Linked DNA regions of Homo sapiens: region 1 is linked to region 2. Evidence: chromatin loops called from intact Hi-C (ENCODE). Cell type or tissue: MCF 10A. All regions are shown on one strand. Each heading gives the region's core, and the rest is flanking DNA. Links, peaks and the distances in the headings are about the cores only. Region 1 overlaps CTIF (cap binding complex dependent translation initiation factor). Region 2 has its middle 62 kb from the start of CTIF.

The links. Hi-C counts contacts between places; a loop is a spot of excess contacts. Peaks named below come from ENCODE experiments on the same cell type or tissue, not always from the same donor. Only the 100,000 strongest peaks of a DNase experiment are listed, where the experiment ranks them.
Region 1: it touches region 2 in a loop (6-fold over the local background); 2 of 110 quality-filtered maps call a loop at or near these places.

The regions. Positions count from the first base shown.
Region 1 is chr18:48,773,022-48,782,322 of GRCh38, reverse strand. The region is part of intron 9 of CTIF (cap binding complex dependent translation initiation factor); the gene reads right to left. LOC107985147 (a long non-coding RNA gene) reads right to left here. Exons shown (of 2, transcript XR_001753444.2): 1 at 6,534-9,301; 2 at 2,169-5,498. Among named protein-coding and RNA genes, the nearest start is that of CTIF-AS1, 64 kb to the left of the region's middle. RefSeq lists enhancers at 1,148-1,779, 2,412-3,043, 3,501-3,640, 3,084-4,025, 5,261-5,761 and 2 more and silencers at 1,145-1,327, 3,351-3,430. In MCF 10A, for the core only: a CTCF peak has its summit at 5,072 (motif pointing left); DNase peaks (open chromatin) are centred at 4,352 and 5,072.
Region 2 is chr18:48,472,227-48,481,527 of GRCh38, reverse strand. It overlaps the pseudogene RNA5SP456 and the pseudogene POLR3GP2. Among named protein-coding and RNA genes, the nearest start is that of CTIF, 62 kb to the left of the region's middle. In MCF 10A, for the core only: a CTCF peak has its summit at 5,452 (motif pointing left); a DNase peak (open chromatin) is centred at 5,457.

The DNA of each region.
Region 1 (9,301 bases), core at 886-8,885, 300 kb before region 2:
GGCAGGGGCCCTGGAGCTTGATGGGCAAGGGGCTTCATATGGCTTCCCCTGTCTCCCTGGAGAAGTCCATGCCCAACCCAGGCCACCTTCTACTTGAATCTGCAAGCCCATGACCAAACACCCCCACCCAGAGAGCTCTTGGACTTCACCCTCCACGCCTGCCCTGGGTCCTGGTTCTGGCAGGGCTCACTTGGCTGGGCCCGTGACCCACCCCTGCCTCCATGGAAACTTCTGGGTCCCTAAGTCTTGATCCTACCCACCCCACCCTCCTGCCCACCACTCAGCACCTAGTTCATCTAAGGCAGGTCTTTAATCAGCAGCCCCAGCCCCTGCTTCAAAGCAGTTTGAATCAGTACAACTCTTTAACATTTACGTGGCACTTTACAGTTTACAAACTATTTTCACGTCCTTATTTCATGCGTGCTATGCAGAGCAGTTATAAATAATCCCCATTTTACAGCCAATGAGACAGAGACAGCCAGAAATATTAGGGGAAGTATCCAAGTTCATATGTCAAATTAGTGGTACAATCCAGACCGAAACCCAGGCCTTTTACCGCACTAAGAATGCTTCCTCTCCTGCCCCCATGCCCCCTCCCTTTTCTACTGTTTGACAAGGGGGAGAGGAGGGGAGACTAACACAAGACAAGGGGAGGAGAGGGGAGGGCCACGTGTCTTCTCTCCCAGGCCCTGAACCCTGCTGCTGGCTCCATAGGTCACTTTCACAACCCAGAACAAAAATCTCGCTAGATATGGCCTCAGACCGCCCGGCTCCAGCCACCCTCGCCGGCAGACGCATGCAGATACACAGAGAACGGGCTGTTATCTCTCCTCTCCAGCCCGTTTCCTCCACTTCTCAAACAGCAGATTTCTTCCAGCCTGGCTGCCTCCCCTGGTCACCACCCACAGCCACTGGCCCCTGGGGCCCGGCCAAATCCCCCGCACCCTCTTTGCCCTAGACTGTGACGCCGAGTCTCTGCTAATCAGACAGTCGCCTCTGCCCTCCCAGCCGCCGCCCCCAGAGTTCCCTGGAAATGTCCCTTCTGCAGGCCCGGCCCCCGCTGCGGCGCACGGCTTTGTCTGCACACACAGCTGACTTGTGTTTGCAGGGACAGACAGGGGCTGGCGCTGGGGCCGGAGCCAGGAGGCACTAGGAGGGTAGAGCAGATGGGGAAAAACACAAAGTCCAGAGGACAAACTTTTGCAAGCAAACCCTTTGGGGTCATTTGGGAGCCTGACAACAAGAAGAGGGGGGCTCACAAAGCCAGAAGCTCCGTGAAGGCAGGGATGGGGGGGTCTTCGCCTTCTGTGACTCCCCCAGCAAACATATTGGCTTGCTAGTCTTTTGCGATCTGAGTACAGGAAAAATCATGCCAGCTAGGAGGGGATGGGATGACAGAGGAGTCCAGGGAGAGAGGGAGGGACAGATGGGCCTCCTGAGGCTATCAGCACGCCCCCCTCCTTAAGCCCTACCCCTGCACTCTGCCCTGCTAGGTACACAGAAGGAGATCCATAAATGCTGGTCATGCTGAAATGGCCTCTGGCCATCTTGCCCCTGTGGGGCCCTTATTCCACTGGCTCCCCAGCACGCTGCCTCTTGTGTGCGGACCGGCAGGAGGGAAGCCTGGGAGAGTGGCTGAGACAGCCCAGCACACCATGCATGCATCTTGATGCATGCTACATGAAAGGATCCCCCTTTATCAGGCAGAGAACCCAGTGTCCACAGTGCCCCGCCAAGCTCGCAGGGAGGGACACGCATGAACCGACGCGGCAGAGGTGCGTGTGCCACGTGCTGGATAAAGTGTCCCTCACCCTCCCACAGTCTCCCTCCAGCCTTTGCAGTTTTGAGCCTGATTTTGAACTAACACCGGGACACCGAGATGACGGGGTCATGATAAATCAAGTTGTATGGGGGTGGGAGGAGTTTTTAGCTTTTGTTTTGAAAGGCATAGCAGCACAGTGAAGAAAGCGATTTACAAGGTGGCTCTTTCTCCGGGTAGCACTCTGGGCTGTGTGCTGAGGAAAGCTTAGAAGGGTTTCTAGAGGACTGAGCAACCCAGGCTGCCTTGGCTCACACCCCAGGGTCCTCACTTCTTAATCATTTAGTGTTAGAAATGACATAGCGCACAGGCTCTAGTTTTTTTTCCTCTCTCCCTCTCCCTTTTTTTCTTTGCAGGCTTGGCCTCTTACACTTAGTGATCTGTAAGGAAGGGACCAGTTAAAGGTGCCATCACCCTTCCTCCAGCCTAGACAGGCAACGGAGGTACACAGCCTCATCTGAGACACAAGCTGCTTCCTTAGGACTTCTGCTGCTGGAACCTGTCATGGGAGACTCTGCCACCTGACCTCCGGGGCTGCATGCAGATGGTGCTCACAGATGCCCATACCCCACAGACCAGGGCCCACCTTCACCCAGAGCTGCAGCCTCCAGCACCTAGGGCTGCCAAGTGGAAGCAAAACATACCGATCTAAGTGGTCTTCTCTTTGCATTCACGAATCATGAAGGTGGTGGGTTGGAAACCAGCCCAGTGGGAAGGAAGGACATGGAGAAGTCTTGTCCCCCTTGGGAGGACAAGGAACCATTCTTCTGTCTGTCTGCAGCTTGGTGGAGACTCTCCCCCACCCCCGGCAAGACAGGAAAGGAGGCAGCAGACCCAAGCCCGCTGCTAAGCGCTGGCCGGGAAGCTGTCTCTCAATTCTTTTGGTCATAAGATGGCAGTGGGGAGAGCCCAAGGCCTGGCCTGTGGGGAGGAGGCTCTGAAAGCATGGCCACCTAAATGGCATGTTTCTTATCTCGTTTCCCTGTCACCTCTCCTCAGCCTTATAACTGACCCCCTCCAGATGCACTCCTGACCAATCAGGGCATGCAGGTGGCAGTGTGTTCTGAGGAGACAGAGTGTGGGGTACCAGGGACTTGGCTCCAGTTCTGTCTGTCACTGACCAGCTGCGTGACTTGACGTATACCTCCTAAGCTCTCTGGAACTTTCTTTCCCCATGTATAAAATGGGGCTGTTAACCCCCACCCACAAAGGTCTAAGGGATACTTATGGCCCACAGTGTATGCATACAGCTGGTATCCAGCCAGTGACTGCAGAGAGCTGGCCCAATGGCAAAGGAGGAGTAACTGGTGTTCCTGTTGGACCCCTGACAGGAACCCCCAGACATGAGCGACACCAGTCAATGTTGTGTTTATACTAACACCATCGTCCCCACCATTCAAGCCTCATCCACCCAAAGGAGGCAGGTATTATCTATTACCCCAGTTTATAAATGGAAAACTGGGGCCCCGAGAGGGAAAACCACTTGCCCAGGCCACACAGCTACGAAGTATTAAACTTAGGATTCAAATCGGGGCTGTCCAGATCCTGTACTCTCAGTCAGGGCTGAAACAGCTTTGTGGCATCATTGTCAGCCAGAACAAAAAGAAACAAACTGTCATTCTGGGCTCCCCAGGGACCAGCGCGACCTGCTGGACTGATGTGTCCCGATGCGGTGCTAGTGAGAATGCCCCCAGAACGCCTCCAGTTCTGGGGTTCAGGGAGCACTCCCAACCCAAGGTGCTCACCTCCTGGCTGCTGGCATTTCAATGAAGTGTAGTACTCCATGCCCATCCTCACCGCCACCTCAGGCCCCTGGACACCCCCACCACCTCTGCCTGTTACCTGCTTCACAGTCCCACGGTGGTTGATGGGAGAGGCCTTCCTGGCTCAGGGGTAGAAATCAGAAATGGGGTGCCCAGGGCACACCATGAACTACCCCTTCTGCCAACATGCCCAGAGGCTGAACGGCCATCCCCTGGCCAGGTTCCCCTGGTACAAACCCCGGATGAGAGTCCCATCGATGAAGATAGACCAGGGACCTTTTCTACCAAAAGGGAATGCCTGTGGCTTTCCCCGGTGCATTTTCTGGGGGATTGAATGCTTGTTCTAAGTTAGCTTGTGACTGACCTGCTCACATCCTCCCCTGCACTCCTGCAGACCTGGGGCTCCCGCCTCCTGATTGATAAATGACATACCCTTTGAACAGCTAACATTTCTGAATGAATAGCTAAAATAAGGAAGTAACTACAATAGAATCGACCCCATTTTTCTACCTGGCTCCTTAGAAGATGGCTGAGAATGCCCTCCTGGCTCAGGCTCCCATGCTGTGCACAGACATTTTTTCTAGAATTCTGAGGCCCTGTGGGCTGTTTGCCTTCTACTTTAGGAACATCCTAACGGGTGGCTGCTAAAAAACCCCAAGAGGAATCCTCACAGAATGTTCCATAAAACATACTGCAATGACCACAGGGGCCCCAGGCGTGGGACCAACAAATTGGCGGTGTTGAAACAGTGACTCTACGGCTGCCCACTGCTGGTGACTCAAGGCATGCCTGTTTCCGGGTCCAGGCAGGTGTGGAAGGAGCTGACACCCCACACGGAAGCCCCTTTGCCTCTGTACAAGGCTACTGAGGCCAGATGAGGCTGCGGCCTGCTCTCTGTCCCACCGCCCCATGGCCTGCCCTTGACCCTGGCTGCAGTCCCTCTGTCCACCCCTACTGCATGGGAGAAGCCTGTTGACAGCCAGGGCTCTTCCCACAACCTCTTCCTGCTGTTTGAGAAAGAACATAAACAACACTAGACAAACCAATGCATTTTAAGAAAATGCAGCCTCAGCTGGTTGATACTCATTCGTTCCTAAGGGCAGCTGGGTCTCTGGGCAGGCACTGTTCCCAGGGAATCCAGGACCCATGCTCTGTCCTCCTTCTAAGCTACCTGAGACCTCGGTGGCCCTCCTGTGGCCTCCAAGAGCCCTGGTTGTCTTGGGTATAAAATGGGAATGAGTACTACACTGGCCCGTTTTGGAGGTCTGGAGGGGACCCTTGCTGTGGGTTCTAGTCCAACTCTCAGCCTGAGGTTTCTGGACTCAGGGCTGGGACCCCAAGGGGTCTGAAAATTGCACATAGGAGGGTGGCTTGGTGGCGGTCACCATCATATAGTTTAAATCTTCCCTGTGGGACAGCCCCCAGGATGCCAAGATGCTGGGAGGTGGCCGCAGGCAGGAAGGGCTGGCCTTGCACACTGGTGCCCCCTGCAGGCCGCCCTGCCCACCCAGCAGGTGCTGCCGCCAGCACACACAAGCCAAGCAGGCCCCAGACTCTGTAAATGGGGCCAGGCGGGTGGGAAGGAGCCGGCCAGACCCGCCGGGTGGGGAGAGTTGGGGATGGGTCCTGCTCTGCACTGGTCAACCCGCTAACCAATCAGTCAGCAACAGGCATTTTAGCAGGCACCCTCTGTTTGCCTAGCGCATCTGCTTTGGGATAACAAAGCTGGAAGGAATGTCTGAAATGACTTCTAACCTCTCCATGTTTTATGGGTGAGGAAGCCACCATCAGGGTAGAAGGCCTGGCCTGAGGTCGCCCAGCCAGGGAAAGGCAGGGCTGGGGCTCCCCACCGGATCTCCTGCAGCCCAGAGCACCTCCTCCCACGCCGAGCCTTTAAATCCTCAGCTTCTGGTTCCCTGTTTGGGATAAACAACTGCCAGATTGCAGACAGAGCAGCTCCCATCTTCTCTTCCCACCCGCAGTGGGTTCCAGCCTCTCCCTAGTCCTAGACCTCCTTGCAACCTTCACAGGCTCAAGGCACTTGAGGGGCTGTGCGAGGCAGACAGAGGTGCCACAGGCTCTGCTGGAGAGGGCCTGGTGCCTGGCTGGGGAGACCTGACCCACAGACCACACCCGACCCAGTGCCCTCGTTTCCCCTATGGGGATGCTGAGGCTCAGACGGTGACATTAGTTGAGGGGCTGGCTTCAGACTTTCTGCCTCCTGCTCCACCACTTGAGGGAGGGGAGGAAAAGGGGCTTCTGCAGAGGGGAGTGAGGTGAAAGCAGCAAGTGTTGCTGTGCAGACCCGCCCCATGGCAGCCTCCTGCACAACCCTGCTCTGGCTCCTGCAGAGCTCCTGGGGGTGGCATCATGCTCCCCCTCCCCCACAGCGAGCACTGCACCTCTGTGCCTGGTTGGGCGGTGGGCGCCCATCTCCATATAGCTCTGGAAGCAGCTGGTGCACAAAGAGGGGCTGGTTGGGGCACATGGGGGCATATGGAGGTGGGCATCCCTACCCTCTCCTACAAGGCAGTAACCTCACCAGGGAGGGGTGGCGGGTATCTTCTGGCCTCAGATGCCAGGCCCTTGGTGCCACACCACCTGCCTCAGCAAAACCCCAGGGTTCAGAGGCCCTGGAGCCTGGCCAGGGTCGCAGATTCAGCAGCCCACTCTGCCACCTGCAAAAGACGGCCCAAGGCTGGCAGGAAACTCACGCCTCTTGAGGTAGAAGTTTTAGTTTTGGATGAAAATATGGTCTTGGCCTGAAATGGCAAGAAGCAGGCGCCAGCAAAATGAACGGGCCAGTGTGGTTACAGTGACCTGGGGTCACGGCCCGGCTGGGCAGCCTCAGCCCTGGGCTTGCTGATTGACACCCTCCGCCAGGCTGGCGGTACCTCCTTCCCCAATCCTCCTCTGCAACCCCCAGTCCCTCAAAGGGTCCTGCCACTTACAGATCCTCTTGTTGTCTTCCTTCCACCCAGATCCTGCCTCTTCCTTCATGCTTCCTCCTCCAGGAAGCCTTCCTCAACCTACTCCACTTACAGGGCTTGCCCCTTCCTCTGATGTTCCTAAACTGCCCTCTGGCTGAGCTGGCCCTGCCCCCCTTTATGTGTCAGGCAGAGGCCAGTGCCTGTTTCACTGGGGTTTCACAGTACTGAGCTCAGGGAACCCTGTGGGGCCTCCAGGCCAGTCCCAGGGCCCCTTGGAGAGCTTTCCTTGTGGCTGGATCCTGGGCTGTCTACAGTGCTGCACCCAAACCTCAAGTCCTACTGTGCCGGGGGCCCCTGGACTTGTGGAAGAATCTCTGCGTGGGCATCTCATGGCGCTTTCCCTGCCTGGGACCTCCCCTAAGAACCTTGAATGAATGGAATCATCAAAAGGAAAAGGAAAAACATGCTGCTATGAAATTCACAAGTTTCTCCTGGAGGAGGAGTCTTAAGGGAACACAGGTAAAAGTCAGGCATTTCAGTGGATTTTAACAATGATAATGTCAGTGCAGTAGGCAGGAGGAGGAGATGGGTATTATGACCCCATTTAACAGAAGAGTAAGTGTAGGGCTGCCACGCTTGAGATCCACCCAGAGTCAACCAGTTGCATGGCGCCACAACTAGAGCCAGGGGGAGGTGGCTGGCTCTTGGCCGCTTGAGTTATTTCTTATGCCACAGGTGGTAAGGCATTAAAGGAAGGGTCTATGGCAGGGAAGGCTGATTCCAGGTGACTGTGCTTCGAACCCCACTTTAGAGATATTACTCCCCTTGCCACATTTTTTTTTTTAATACTCAGAATAATGCAATGACGGTTGCCTAATGGGGTCCATGCTAAGTATGGGTCCAATATGTGGCGCTCCAATACGCAGCTGCTCAAGAATGCACTTATTCCGATTATAGCTATTCACCAGCTTTAGCTGGAGTCTGGCTTTCCCCAAATACCTCCTAAGCTACCCCCTTCTTTCGTATGGCCTTTGCTCTACGGAAAACTGGGAGGCAGGGGCATGACATGGTGACGTGCTGGCTCCCAAGCCCTCTCTGCTTAATGGGTCTAGGTGTGAATGACCTGGGTGCATACAGACTTCTCTGGAATACACTTGGTCTCAGGCTCGGCACTGTCAAGGGGGTGCTGGAGGGGGGACGATTTTGAGCATGCCTGTCCTCATACTTCAAAGTGGCCTGAAGCTTCTCTCACTCTGGGACCTGGGATCTGTCCTGGAAGGGCCAGCAGAGGGTTAAGGGAGGGTCGTTCCCTGCAGGTTCCTCCCTGTCCCCCCCAAAGAGGCCGCTGTTTTTCCCTGAAGACTCAGAGCTCTGCACCCTGATACCGAGTGAAGGCCTTTAAACCTGAGCTCTAGGTGGGAGGCAGTGAGGCACTCTGGCGGTGTACAGGGACCCCTTATTCTAGGCTCTGGGTTTCAAGGGCAGAGCCATGCTGAGCCAGCATGACGCAGACTCCCTGTGCCCATGGTTCTGCTTCTGGTCGAGTGTATCCGCCTCTCCTGGACAGAGGGGCCCAGAGAGGGAAGACCTAGAAGTAGGAAAAGCTGGCCTTTGGGCACACCATGGGTTTAAATTGCTCACATGATGCCGATTGGCCTCAGAGTAACCCAGGCACTGATGGCTGCCCCTGCAACAGCGCCTCCCTTCCATGCACTGCGCCGTGCACTCTGTGTGTTCCTGACCTCTTGGTGGCTGTCTGGAGGGGAGCTGGGGAGACCTCTGTCTCCGTAAGGGGGCCTGCTCTTTATCTAGACAAGGTGGAACCTGGCCACCCTGAACACTGTGGGTATAAATACTCTTAGAGCGGAGGGTTGAAGGCCAAGTGTGGCATTCCTGCTGGCTGTTGAAAGAGTTGTCCTGTCATCTCCTCTTCCTGTTCCTCTCCCCCTCTGTCCCCTCAACTCCCTTCTGGTTCATTATAGGCATCAGAAACGCAGCTCAGGCAGGTTGGTATGGGCGAAGGGCAACAAGGAGATAAGCCCACAGCAGCATGGTGAGGGGCACCAGGGCCGGGGGTGGGGCACCCTGTGCGGAGTCTCTATCCATTCTTCCTATCAGCGGCCCACAGGCCAATGTTAGGGGCCCTCTCTGGAATGCAGGCTATGTACCCCTGGGGAAGCCTGCTCACCCAGGGGCTCTGGTTCGAAGATGCCCACTGACTTGTCCCAGAAGCTCTTGGAGCCCACCATGGCACTTACTGAAGGAAGGGGACCAGCGCTAGGGGAGCACAGTTCCCCATGGCAGGCAACCCCAGCTCCTGGCTCTGGCTGGTGGGGGTGGTGGTGGAAATGCCACAGTTCCATGTGCCAGGGGCCAGAGAGCAGGATCCTGAGAGTAGGGCAGGGAAATGAGGCCTGCCATCACAGCTCAGGTCTTTGAGGGGCAGGCTTAAGCCTGGATATGCTCCCTCTCCACAAGAGACCACGTGGCTACCTAGAACCCCTGGTTCTCTGATGTAAAACATCTTTAAGTCCAACATCCTATGACCTATCAACATGTCTTCATGGCCTCTTTCAACCTCTCCAGGCCTCAAGTCTCTCAACTGTAATACGAGGGGGTTGGACTGGATGATCTATAGATCCTTCCTGCAAGTCTACACTGGTCTATGATTTTTAATTGATCCTGGAACTCTACATCTCAAGAACCCACAATGGCTCCCTGAGTCCCACTTTATAAAGTCCAGATCCTTCTGCCTCTTAGTCGGTCCCCCTTATAGACTTCCTCCAGCT
Region 2 (9,301 bases), core at 726-8,725:
ATGTACGTATATGTACACACACACATTTTCTTTATCTGTTCATTTGTTGATGGTCACTTAGCTTGATTCTGTGTCTTAGCTATTGGGAATAGTGCAGAAATACACATGAAGTGCAGACATCTCTTTCATATACTGGTTTTCTTTCACTTGTGGGGGGATTAGTGGATCCTGCGGTATTTCTGTTTTTAGTTTTTTGAGGAACCTCCACACTGTTTTCCATAATGGCCATATTAATGTAATTTCCCACTGACAGTGTATAAGAGTTCCCCTTTCTCTGCATGCTTGCCAACGTTTGTTATTTTTTTGTCTTTTTGATCAGGATATCTCATTGTGGTTTTGATTTGCATTTTCCTAATGATTAGCAATGTTGAGCATTTTTCATATACCTGTTGGCCATTTGGTTTTCTTCTTTTGAGAAATGTCTATTAGATCATTTGCCCTTTTATTTTTTTTGAATATGAGAGTCTTGCTTTGTTGCCCAGGCTGGACTTGAACTCCTGGGCTCGAACAACTATCTGCCTCAGCCTCCCAAGTAGCTGGGACTGCAGGCACACAATCACCAGCTCAGGTGCTCATTTTAAAATCTGGTTATTTGCTTTTTTGCTGTTGAGTTGTTTGAGTTCCATGTGTCCTGCTTATTAATCCCTTGTTGGATGCACAGTTTCAAATATTTTCTACTCTTCTACAGGTTGTCACTTTACTCTATTGATTGTTTCCTTTGCTGTGCAGAAGCTTTTTAGTTTGATAGAATCCCATTTATCTATTTTGCTTTTGTTGCTTGTGTTTTTGAGATCTTGTTAAAAAAAATTTTTGGCCAGACTAACGTCAGGAAGCATTTCCCCACGTTTCTTTCTAGTAGTTTCGTAGTTTCATGTCTTCAGATTTAAGTCTTTAATCCATTTTCAGTTGATGTTTGTATACAGTGAGAGATAGGGTTCTAGTTTCATTCTCCTGCATACAAATATCTAACTTTCTTAGCAACATGTATTGTAGAGACTGTCTTTTCCCCAATGTATGTTTTTGGTGTCTTTGTCAAAAATCCATTAGCTGTAAATACATTAATTTATTTCTGGGTTCTTTTTTTTTTCCAGGCTCAAGGTTGAGTTTAATAGTACAGGTAGAAATAGAATCTAGGGATCTGATTCTCACATTAGAGGATAATGATATCTTCCCAAAGGGGAAAAATAAAAGTATTTATTTTGGTAGATAACATTGATAAATCATTTTTGAAATATATAATATAAATTTCCTTGAAAATGTTTGGCATTTGTGAGTCTTTTTAGGTTGAGGTTTTTAGGTATTTTTTTTTCCCAAAAAATATATAAAGTTAGGGGAGCTAGCTTTAAACAACAAAAAAATTAATCTTAATTTCAAAATGACCTGAGTTCATCTTGCATGTTTATATAAATCAATTGTACAGCTTGAGTACTCTGAAACATAAAAGGCCACCACACTTCATAGAGTTCACACACATGCATTCTACAGTGATATTTATATGACCAGAACTTATTTCACATTTACATAAAGTTTAAAATTAAAATGTCTTAGTCAAATTTTTCATAAGCCCAACTATTTGAAGATGTCACAGTTATTACAGTGGAATAATTAATTCATACATCATACAGTATTAAGTTAGTCCCCAGTTCCAGTATTTATAATATTCACCCCATGTGAAAATTTCTTTGTACTGGCTAAGATGTGAGCCGTGAAATTTATATTGCTCAGTTTGGTATTTTTCCCTGTGTCTATGTTTTCCATCACAAAACCTCTATTTCACAATTCTGTACTTATAAAAGCCCAGGTTGGTTTATGTAGTCATAATGCAGTAGTCTAGAACATACCATGTAAAAGTAAAAAATAAAATTATTTTCAAGTTTGTTTTTAAAGTGCTCCATGTGCTGTATTATATCAACTTTCAGGTTACAGAAATCCACTATGACTGGTAATAGTTTTACAAAAAATCAGCAGTTAAGCAAGCATGATTTCTTCAAGTATGTATACATAGATTAAGAGAGCAAAAATTCTTTAGGCACATTCCTATTCAAATAATACAAAAAAACCCACAAGAGTACATAAGAGAGATGGCAGAGGTGTTTAGAAGGAAGGTCAGAGTGTCAGGGACTAATTTGTAAGGTAATTAGTGTGTAAACTCAAAGTGGTTTTGAATATTTTGGTAACAAATATTTGTCCAAAAAAAAAAAACAAAAATACTTATTCCTTATCAGAAAAAAATACAAAACAAATCTGTCCAAATGTTCAGAAGCTGCATCATAAAAATACTTTTTGAAAAATTTCATGCCTAATAGGTTGCTTCATCCATGTTGTCATCACTGTCTGGGCCAAAATCATTTCCATCTTCGAATTATGAATTAATGTAGTCATTTTCCTCTTCTTGCTCTTCTTCATTATATCCCTCCTGTTCTGCAGCATCATCGTCATCGTCATCATCACCTTCTTTACTTTCCTCTTTGCTTCCTTCTTCCTTTTCATTTTCCTCTTCTGAATTTTCACCATCACCTTTCTTTCCCAATTCCTCAATTTTTTTCAACACATCTGAAGTATTAGTGAGGTGACTTTGCCTGCGTCTTTTGCCTTTTCGGGTTTTGGGCCTGTGTTTTTACATTTATTTCTTGGCGTTATCTCTCTTGGAAGTCTTCTCCAATCTGGTATCCATTCTTCTTTATATACCTTCATGTATCTTTTACTATACCTTTCAATATCTTGTCTTTCTTCAGGTGTTTCAATAAAATAAGGCATTCTTTTCATTGTTTCTCTCAACTCCTGTTTCAAAGCCAGCATGTATTCTTCATCTTCTGTTTTCAGTGGCACTGATTTATAATCTGCATCAGGAAATAGTGGGGGTGGTTTCAACACTACATAAGGTAACTTTTCACCTTTGCTAAATCCAACAGCCTCAGTATTAAAGGTATGAGCAGCACATCCTCCTCTTCCTTTATTCCCAGCCATCAGATCTAGTTATACTAGACGAGTGGGCAAATTCTGAAAGGCATCTGCCTGGCTGCACCCATGCCCAGCATGTTGGCGCTCAAGTGGTACACCCACAAGTCTCCAGGTGGTAGTATCTTTTGAATTCAAGAACACTTCTATGAGTCGGGCAACCATGCCAACATTTGGCTGGTGCATGGCTCCAAGCAGGACGTGGTGATTGATACAGGCCTGGGGCTGCACAGCCTCCCTGAGTACCTGTACTCCTCTGGCCTCTTGTAGGACCTCAGGGCCAAAGAGTTATTTCTGGGTTCTTAATTTATTCTTTTCCATTGGTCTATGTGTCTGTATTTAAGCCAGCACCATGCTGTTTTGGTTACCATAGCTTTGTAGTATATTTTGAAGTCAGGTAGTGTGATATCCCCAGCTTTGTTCTTTTGGCTCAGGATTGCTTTGACTATTCAGGGTCTTCTGTGGTTCTATATAAATTTTAGGGTTGTTCTTTCTGTTTCTGGGAAGAATGTTATTGGTATTTTGATAGGGATTGCATTGAATCTGTATATCACTTTTGGCAGTATGGACATTTTAACAATATTAATTCTTCTAATCTATGAACATGTAATATCTTTTCATTTTTTGTATGCTCTTCAATTTTCTTTCATCAGTATCTTATAGTTTTCATTATGGAGATTTTTCACCTCTGGTTAAATTTACTTCTGGGTATTTTTTTTCCTAGCTATTGTAAATGGGATTGCTTTCTTGGTTTCTTTTTCAGATTGTTCATTATGGGCAAATAGAAATGCTGCTGCTTTTTGTATGTTGAGTTTGTATCCTGCAACTTTATTGAATTTGTTTATTAGTTCTAACAGTTTTTTGGTGGAGTTTTTAGGTTTTTCTAAATCATATTGCCTGTAAACGGGGACAGTTTGAATTCCTCCTTTCCAATTTGGATGCCTTTTATTTCCTTCTCTTGCTTAATTGGTCTGGCTAGGACTTGAAGTACTATGTTGAATAACAGTGGTGAAAGTGAGCATCCTTATCTTGTTCCAGATCTTAGAGGAAAGGCTTTCAACATTTCCCCATTCGGTATAAAATTAGTACTAATATGTTAGCTGTGGGTTTGTCATATATGACCTTTATTGTTTTGAGGTATGTTCATTTTATACCTAGTTTGTTGAGAGTTTTTATCATGAATTAATGTTGTATTTTATCAAGCATTTTTCTCCATCTATTAGAATGATCGTATGGTTTTGTCCTTCATTCTGATGATGTATCACATTTAGTGATCTTCATATGTTGAAATATCCTTGCAACTTGATCATGGTATGTAATCTTTTTGATATGCTGTTAGATTCAGTTTGCTAGTATTTTGCTGAGAAATTTTGCAACTATGTTCATCAGGAATTTTGGCCTATAGTTTTCTTTTTTAGTTGTGTCCTGGTCTGCTTTTGGCATCAGGGTAATGCTGGTCTTGTAGAATGAGTTTGGAAGAATTCCTTTGCCTTCAATTTTCTGGAATAGTTGCAGAAAAAAATAGTATTAGTTCTTTAAAATTCGTAGAATTCAGCAGTGAAGCCAACCAGTCTAAAGGGAGCAATTTTGAGGCCTTCCACAGATACCCTCAGATCCCACCTATGGCAACCTCTGCTGGCTTTAACCAAAACCTACCCCCTCTAAGTCAATTCTCCCTCATCCTCCTGAATTGGAGTGGGGAGTTGCTTCTCTCTATACATCCGTAGAGGGGTTTTACATGCAAAGATGATATTTTGTCGCCCCTCCCTTACTTTCAAAGCAATTCCTGGTAGAATTCAGAACATCTCAGCCCTGTCTACAGAGAAGTGGGTCTGCACAGTCCTTTGTGGAGTCTGCAGAGCCGTGTGTGTGACCCACATGGGGTCAAGGACACAGGATCCTACCTATGATCTGGTCTTCATTCCTTCTCAGGGAATGGGGCCAACTCATATTTTGACCTGAGTCAAATAGACCTAAGTTTGAATTCTGCTTCAGCCACTGTCTAGCTGTATAACATTGTGCCTCTTACTTTTTCTGAGCCTGGTTTCCACATATGTAAAATAGGGATGACAACATGTATTTTGCAGGGTAGTTATGAGACCTGAATGATCCAAATGACCATGCTGTGTACTAGCTGTGTGACCTTAAGCAAGTTACTTAACCCTTCGTACCTCTGTACTTATGGGTTGTTATGAGGTATGAGTGCATTAATATTTGCAAAAAGCACATGAGAGTGCCTTGTGCATACAAAACATTACTTAGTGTTAACTATTGTTAATATTAAAGTATGTAAACTGGCTGATGTGCAAAAGGCCTTCAGTAAATGTAAGCTATTTTATCTTCTCCTTCTCAAGCCCACAGGTTCTGACTGTAGAAGTCTGGTTTCTCTGAGGCCACCACAGAGTTCCAGGCAGCCCGTTTATCTGGATTTGAATAGTTTTAAGTAAGTGGCCTTGGTTTGCCTTCTGGCACACAAAAAATAAAGTAACAGAGACACCTAGTGGGAGCTGATAGCAAGTGCTCCAGCAAGTCTGAGTGCCTGTGTCTGGGATCAGGTGGAGACCCGGAGGATGGAACCACTGTGGCCCATGAGTGCACAATGAGGCCAACAGGCTCTCTCGAGCCATGCCAGGGCAGCCTTCACCAATGGGAAGCCCTGCTCATCCACCCTGCAGCTGGTCCTTGTCACCAAGGCTCTGTTCTGAACAACCTCTGGGGACAAAGAGTCTGTTGCTGTATCAGCTCACACGGGTGGACCTAGCCTCAGGTCGTGGTGGGGGATGTAGGAAAGCAGACAGTTTTCTGCTTTGAGGAGTTGGCAGAAAACGATTGGACTTGGCACTTTTTTTGCTGTGTGACCTCGGATGAATCATTTAGCATCTCTGAGCTCCAGTTTCCTTGTGTGCAAAAACAGAGTTAGTAATAGTGAGGATGGTTTAAAATGATGGATGTAGAAAGCGAAGTGCTGAGTCTATGCCCATACCCCCTTGAATGCACCCGAACTTGTCTGATCTCAGAAGCTAAACAGGGTCAGGCCTGGTTAGTACTTGGATGTGACAAAGTTAAGCACTGTGTTGTTGACACACAGGAAGCACCCAATAAATGGTAGCTATTGTTGTTATTGTTATGATTTTATGGTGGATAACCGCACATGAAATAAATAGGGAATAAATCCACACAATATTGAACCAAGTGAAAGCCATCGTAGTTTATAGCAGGTGAGAGACAGGGCTATTCCAGATCTGCAGTAGTTAGGTGAGGCCTCATGGAGAAGACAAGATTTCTGATGAGCCTCTGACTGCAACAACAAACAAATTATACTCCTACTGGCTGAAACAATTATGGGGTGTGTTGGCTCATATAACTTGGTAAGATTTGATCCAGTGCCTTGATGATGTTACGAGGAGCCAATCTTTTCTTTTAAAAATATTCTTGTGACATAAAAAAGATTTAGAAAACGACATAGCATTCACCTTAGGAAATAAAATAGCAAATATAGTTGAGGCTTCCTGGCCCTCCTTCAGTTGCATTTCCCCTTCCCCTACCCTGCAAAAAGAACCACTCTCCTAAATTTGGTGTTTATACTTCCCATGGATGTATTTATGTTATTATTACATATGTGTGTGTTCCTAAACAACATATGGTAAAATTGTATGTTTTAAACCTTTTTATAAATATGTCATAGAGTATGTGTCTGTATTTGTCTGTTTGGGCTGCATAACAAAATACCATAGATTTGGTGGCTTAAACCACAGAAATGTATTTTCTCAAAGTTCTAGAGGCCAGGAAGTCCAAGCTCAAGGTGCCAGCCAGGGAGGTTTCATTCTGCAGACTGTTCTCTAGTCTTGCAGGTAGCTACTGTTTCTCTGGGTGCTCACGTGACCTCTTCCTTGTGCTTGTACAGGGAGAGAAAGAGAGATAGCAAGCTCTTTGATGTCTCCTCATGAGAGCCCCATCCTCAGGACCCCAACTAATGCTAATGATCTCCTAAAGACCCCATCTCCAAATACGATCACATTTGGGGTAGAGTTTCAATATGTTAATTTTGAGGGGATACAGATATTCTGCTCATTTCATTCCACTTCTGCCTCCCACAAAGTTCATGCCCTTCTTACATGCAGATGCATTCATTCCATTCCAACAGTCCCAAAAGTCTTAATTCATTCCAGCATCAACTCTAGTTCTAAAGACCAAAATCTCAACTAAATATCATCAAAATCAGGTATGGATGAAAATCGAGCTACAATTCATTGTGAGCAAAACTACTCACCAGCTATGAACCTGTGAAACCCGACTATTATGTGTTTCCAAAATATAACGGTGGAAAGGGCATAGGATGAACATTCCCATTCCAGAAGGGAGAAATCAGAAGAAAGGGGTGACAGGTCCCAAGCAAGTTCAATACCTAGCAAGGCAAATTCCATTAGATCTTAGGGGTTGAGAATAATCCTCTTTGGTTCAGTGCTCTGTCCACCCCCCATCCCAGCCCACTGGAGTGGCAGCATCACCTCACCACTCTCTGTGGCAACCTCACCTGCACAGCTCTCTGTGGTGGCCATCTGGTCTACTGAAACTGAGAAGAAACCAACCTTACCCCTTGGTTCTGTGATAGGAGCCCTGATGATCTCTGAATTGCCTTCAGGGTCATTGTTGCCTTTTCTTGAAGGACAAAGCATATTTCTCAACTGAATAGTTCTACCATCCTGCTCTGTAGAATCGCAATATCCAACAGCCTTTTTTCAACCTGTCTCACTTTCTCTGTCCCCTTTAGTTCAAACTGGCAGTGCCTAACTTCTATCCCTGGCTCTTATGAGCTGGCTAGCGAAATCCATGTGTTGCACCCATGATCTCTTTATCAAATGTTTGGCCAGCCACAACCTTAGTGTGCTCTTTAGAGGTGAAAATGCTTCTTCATTTTTTGTTTTTCCAATATGCATAGGCTGAGAATTTTCCAAATCTTCAAGCTCTGGGTCCCTTTTTTTTTTTTTTTTTTTTTCAGTCTTTTGAGACAGAGTCTTGCTCTGTCACCCAGGCTGGAGTGCAGTGGTGCAATCTTGGCTCACTGCAAGCTCCGCCTCCTGGGTTCACACCATTCTCCTGCCTCAGCCTCTCAAGTAGCTGGGACTACAGGCGCCTGCCACCACGCCTGGCTAATTTTTTTTTTTTTTTGTATTTTTAGTAAAGACAGGGTTTCACCGTGTTAACCAGAATGGTCTCAATCTCCTGACCTCGTGATCCGCCTGCCTCGGTCTCCCAAAGTGCTGGGATTACAGGCATGAGCCACTGCGCCGGGCCCAAGCTCTGGGTCCTTTTTGATTAACAATTTTTTTCAATTTCTCTCTTCTCTCTCATTTTACTATAAGCAATAAAGAGAAACCAAACGACTCCTTTAACATTTTGCTTAGCAATGCCCTCAGCTAAACATCCAGTTTCATTGCTTGTAAGTTCTACCTTCAACAAAACACTAGAACAAAATTCAGCCAGGTTCTTTGCCACTTTGTAACAAGAATCACCTTTCCTCCAATTTCCAATAAACTCTTTCTCATTTTCAGCTGAAACCTCACCAGTATTACCTTTAGCAGCTGTATTTCTACCGACAGTCCTTTTAAGGCAATCTAGGCTTTTCCTAGCATGCACCTCAAAACTCCTCCAACCTCTACACATGAGCCAGTTCCAAAGCCACTTCTACAGTTTTAGCATTTGTTATGGCAACTCCCTGCTTCTCAACACAAAAATCTGTCTTAGTCATCTTGGGATGTCATAATGAAATACCATAGATGAAGTGGCTTAAGCCACAGAAATTAATTTTCTCACAGTTCTAGAAGCTGAAATTTCAAGTTCCAGCTGATTCAGTTTCTGGTCAGGGGCCTCTTCCTGCCGTACAGATGGCCACCTTCTCACTATGTCCTCACATGGACTTTCCTTGCTCTCTGTGTGTGTGTGTGTGTGTGTGTGCACGCGTGCGTGTGTGTGTGTGCACGCATGCGTGTGTGTGGAGAGAGAGACAGACAGACAGAGAGAAAACGTCTAGTGTCTCCTCTTATAAGGACACTAATCCTATCAGATCAGGGCCCCACCCTTTTGACTTCATTTAACCTTAATTACTTCCTTAGAGGCCCTGTCTCCAAATGCAGCCACACTGAAGGTTAGGTCTTCAACATATGAATTTGAGGAAACACAGACATTCACATTATATCATGGATTTATACTGATTCAAGAGTAATTGCAAATGGTTTGATCGGATGGTCGGGTACTTGGAAAGAACACGACTGGAGGATTAGAGACAAGGAAGTCTGGGAAAGTTATGTGGATGGAACTCAGCATGGGCAGACTGTGAAGATCT